Linked DNA regions of Homo sapiens: region 1 is linked to region 2. A link is a loop called in an ENCODE intact Hi-C map of the cell type or tissue named here. Cell type or tissue: spleen. All regions are shown on one strand.

Region 1 (2,500 bases), 280 kb before region 2:
TATATGTGTATATATGGGTGCCCCAAAATAAATACAAAAATTCTCTGGAAAGTCTTGTTTCTTTAGAAAACACCAGGGTTGAACATGAGGTCACATTAATAGCAATAGTCACGTACGGCTGGCTGTACCTCCCACCCCTGCTGGCACAGGAACTCCGACCCCTACAACATTTCCCTTGGGAATTTCTGGGCTCCTCAGGCATCCATTCCTGGACCACAACAACTTTATGTGCCTCCCCAGAGTTCCTCCGCTCCAGCTTTTCTGGGAACTTCAGCCATTTGCTCAACAGAAAGTGCCGGCAGCTCCCTTCCCCTCATTTCTTGATAGCTCTCGCTGTCTCAGCTGTCCTGGGTTTGGACTTGTCAGGAAGTGAGAGGCAAACTGGCCTCAAGACCAAGAAGCACAGGCTAGTTTCTTTCTGAACCATAAGATTCCCATTCTTAGTGAACAGGGCCTGGGGACCTCATACAAAGCTGGCTCAGGTTGGGGGTCAGGGTGGGCAGCTGGAGTTAGCAAGTTGTCTGGCCACAGGGGGATGCAGGTGAGCAGGGCTGGAGATGTGGTATGGGCACTGGGGAAGACCTTTGGGGAGAGAATGTGAGATCCAGCGAGGAGACCTGCTTAGAGGAATCTTTAAAGAGCTTACAGGTAGAGATTTCAGATCGAAGGACCATTAGACGTCATGTAGTCTAATGCCTCCTTTTACAAATTAGGACACAGCTTCAGACAGGATACCTGCCGCTGGAGTAGGTGACCCTTGGACAAGAACCCAGAGCCCCCTGAATGGTGTTCCAATGCTTTTAAAGATGATCTCTAATTCCCCACCGTCCTCCCCCAAGCCCCACTGTTTCCACCCCACATCCAGTGACTACACAAACTAGCTTTGCCAGGAGAGCAACCAATTTTAACCAGCCCATCCTAAGACATTCCTATATGTCAGAGCCCAGGTCCCAGTTTGGGGTTATGGCAATTCACCACTCCCCTACAATTACGGAAGCCCAAGCAGCAGCCGGGGTTTCACTCAGCCTCGCTCTCTTTTCCAGGGTGCTCTTGCAAGGAGTCGGGAGAGAGCCCTGCTATGCTCACATCCGCCAGCAGGGGGCAGATAGGGAAAAGGTTTACCGGCTTTGAAGCCGGGCAGCTCCCGGTAGAGGGGAGCCTGCCTGCCTTGGTTTCTAGCAGGGCTGCTCACTGAACTGGGCTGCCTGCCAGGGGCCAGCAGTAAAAAGCCAGTCAGGTTGGTATTACTGTCTGGTAAAATGAAAATACCCCTAAATGCTCATTTGCTCCATCATTTCAGATTCCCTAGTGGCTGGCTCCAATCCGGGCACTTGAGTTTACATCATAACCTGGTCGCTGAAGAGCTGTGACCTTGGGGAAGTTACTCTGTGGTTTCCACATTTGAAAAAGCGGAGAACCATAGTGCCCACCTACTGGGGTTGTTGGGTGAAACAAATTAGAAATTTCCTGCTATGTAGTAAGTACTCAATACATATTAGCCAGCAATAATACGTGATTTTACTTTTAACTCATCCTTTAAACAAGTATTTATTGAGCATCTACTATGCTTAAGGCCCTGACCCAAACAAGCGTTTAGAAGACAGAAAAATTAATAAGACGCTCCTTCAAAAATGTTACAATTATTTTCTATCATTTATCTATTATCAACACTGTAATCTCTTATTTCTTTGATTGCCCCTGTTATGAGGAAGCTCAGCACCAAAGCTGAAGGCCTATCTTTGCTGCTCTTTTGATCCTCAGGACCAGCGGCTCTACATGCTTCTTTTCTGTTGGTTCTCGTATTCCATTCTATTTTATTTATTAAGTCACTGCATACATCTCTTGCCTGACCTGCTCCATGCCGGGGTCTGGGCTTGCTGCCTTACTGATGGGAGTCAGAGCGGAGCACTTTGGGGAAAGGAAGGCCACTAACGGGTCTGGGCTTGCTGCCTTACTGATGGGAGTCAGAGCGGAGCACTTTGGGGAAAGGAAGTCCACTAACCCCCCTCCCCCACCTCCCCCCCAACCACCGGCAAAAAAAAAAAAAAAAAAAAAAAAAAAATATTTACAGGTAAGGAAGTGACTAACGAGGCCTGAGGGGATGAGAGACGGAGGAGAAACAGCAACAATGAAAACACCTCTGAGAAAGACAGGATCGGAGACTCTGGGGAAAGAAAGAAAACACAGTGAAAGTAAAGACCTTGCCAAGGGCCAGCCCATCATGCGGGCAGAGAAGAAAAGAAAGGGACAAAAGAAAGGGACGATGTGGAAGTGTGAGCTGAAAAGCACAGGTTCAGAAATAAGTTGCTTTTAGTATCCATTTCAGGAGCAGAGCAAGGGACAGCGAGGCCAACTAGCGATAGATTTCCCATCAAGAGACAGAGAAGGGCAGGGGGTAGAAATCACTGTTTCCGGAGTGGAAAAACACAACTGAGTGTCTGAAGGGAGAAAGTCACAGCGTCAGCTGGCTGGACAGCTGAGTGTCCAGGTTCACCGGCCA
Region 2 (2,500 bases):
TAACGACATGACATTATCAACTTCTCTGAATAAAGAACGTGTTCTAACCTTTACTATTCTAAAATACTTCCTTCTTGAGATTCTGATATAAAGTTGAACATTTATGAATAGAATATTTAATTGCTTAAAAGAATTTTTCCTAACAGCCCTAAAGGTTGACTATAGAGAGAAAATTTTTTTAAGACACTGCTAATCCTCATAGCTAACATTTGAGAAGCTAAGAACAAGATATTTAAAATTACTTTAATAAATTTCAGTTTTATTCTATAAAGAAGCATTTCTGACCATTAAACTAATAAGGTTAAACAGACTTCTTAATATCAGCTCTATTGACCAGGCGCAGTGGTTCACACCTGTAATCCCAGCGCTTTGGGAGGCCAAGGCGTGTGGATCACTTGAGCCCAGGAGTTCAAGACCAGCCTATGCAACATAGTGAAACCCCATCTCTACAAAAACAAAACACAAAAATTAGCCAGGCATGGTGGCACACAGCTTAGTCCCAGCTACTCAGGGGGCTGAGATAGGAGGATCACTTGAACCTGGAGGCAGAGGTTGCAGTGAGCAGAGATCCCGCCACTGCACTCTAGCCTGGGCAACACAGAGAGACTCTGTCTCAACAACAACAAAAAAAAGAGCTCTTTATAGACATATAATTTATATACAAAAAAGTCAGCTTTATAGACATATAATTTATATACAAAAAATATTTAAGTGTATGGTTCAATGAGTTCTGACATATATAGTCATCTAACCGCCATCACAAGAGCAAGAAATCTTTAGTCTTCTCTTTAACTCCAAAATGCTATGCATCAGGAAAACTGATTTCCTATAAATGGCTTTGACTTTCTGAAGTGTGATCTTTTAAAGTTTTAGAAATTATAATACAGTATTCTAAAAACATACTATATACATGCCATCATTCATTTTGTATAATAGATGCAACTTCAAGGACAACATGAAAGCATCAAAGTCTTAAAACACATACATACCTACTCTTTTTTCTAAGAGGTTTCCTTGTTGGGCTAACTTGATTGCATGAATATAGCCAAAGGAAGCATCATATCCAAGCATTTCACAATATATAAGTCTCACCATACATTCCTTCATCATTTTCTGAAAAGCAAAATATCCAGTAGCTGTATAAATAAACAGAATATTTAGATTGTTTTAACTATGTTCTCATAATTTAAAAGGAGAATCCTTTAATCCTGGTGCTGAAGAAATAACATATATATTACAAATTAATCACCCAATATCAGACTTTATAAATAAAAATTGCTCCTGATCTTACTTACCAACAGTATTACTTTTAGTAAAATTATTTCACTATTTTGTTAGTAGCACTACTATAAAATAAATCAACTGTAGCTGTTTCTATGTGTCCCTAGTGAAAAATTTGGTTATAATGTGATACATGGGGTCTTCACACAAGATTTCATCATGGTCATTTTACTTGGCTTCTAAAATACAGCACATAATTTTAGTAGACTTTGTCAAATGAAAACATCCATAAAATTCCCACAAGTTGGTAATAATTCCTGTAACAAAAATATTTTTCACATTGGAAAACCAAATTGCACCTAGATTTTCTTCAGAATTATTGTGCTAAGTACAATATGGAATAGTTTGCTTTATAGGCACTCTTTTTTAATAACTCACAATTATAAACTGAGGGGCATGATTTCATTAATGGCATAGCTATTGTAATAATATTTAGTTTTCTAATGGGGTCTTTTAATATCTTCAATGCAAGCCAAAAATTTTTAAGGGATGCTAAAAAATTTGTTTTATCACTAAGATATTTGCATTCTCAATATTTATGGAAAATCTTAATCAGAAGTAAAATATATAAATAAAATGTGTTTCAAAATAACTAAAAGCTCACAGACTTTTTTTTTTTTTTTTTTTTTGAGACAGAGTCTCGCTCTGTCACCCAGGCTGGAGTACAGTGGCAAGATCTTGGCTCATCGCAGCCTCCACCTACCACGTTCAAGCGATTCTCATGCTTCAGCCTCTCTAGTAGCCAGGACCACAGGTGCACGCCACCACGCCCATCTAATTTTTGTATATTTAGTAGAGATGGGGTTTCACCATGTTGGCCAGGCTGGTCTCAAACTCTTGACCTCAAATGATCCACCCACCTCAGCCCCACAAATTGCCGGGATTACAGGTGTGAGCCACCACACCCGTCCACATAGACTATTTTAATATGTCAAAATTAACTAGGGTTAGCATATTACAGGATTATTAAATAACAAAATGCTCAGGAAACAGTAAAATTGAATATTTGAAAGCAAGGATAATAATGTTTAATGTAAATATAAAGAATTTAAAGAGAAACCATAGGAAAATCTTAAGGGAATGAGATTTAACTCAGGTCACTTGTGCTTAAAGCAGTAAAAGTTAATTCATTAACACATTAATTAAGACTACAAAACACTAGCTGGGCACAGTGACTCACTCCTGTAATCCCAGCACTTTGGGAGGCCAAGGAGGGCAG

What was found. Peaks named below come from ENCODE experiments on the same cell type or tissue, not always from the same donor. Only the 100,000 strongest peaks of a DNase experiment are listed, where the experiment ranks them.
Region 1: a loop joins it to region 2, with 5 times the contacts of the local background. A loop is called at or near these places in 9 of 110 quality-filtered maps.

The regions. Positions count from the first base shown.
Region 1 is chr15:51,191,456-51,193,955 of GRCh38, reverse strand. All of the region lies in intron 1 of MIR4713HG (MIR4713 host gene), which reads right to left. Among named protein-coding and RNA genes, the nearest start is that of MIR4713, 49 kb to the left of the region's middle. In spleen, CTCF peaks have their summits at 847 and 1,059 (motif pointing right); a DNase peak (open chromatin) is centred at 1,095; H3K4me3 peaks cover 618 bases; H3K27ac peaks cover 1,350 bases; H3K27me3 peaks cover 1,638 bases.
Region 2 is chr15:50,914,061-50,916,560 of GRCh38, reverse strand. It overlaps AP4E1 (adaptor related protein complex 4 subunit epsilon 1), which reads right to left. Exons shown (of 21, transcript NM_007347.5): 3 at 990-1,113. Among named protein-coding and RNA genes, the nearest start is that of AP4E1, 6.6 kb to the right of the region's middle. In spleen, no CTCF peak of the experiment used is centred here; no DNase peak of the experiment used is centred here.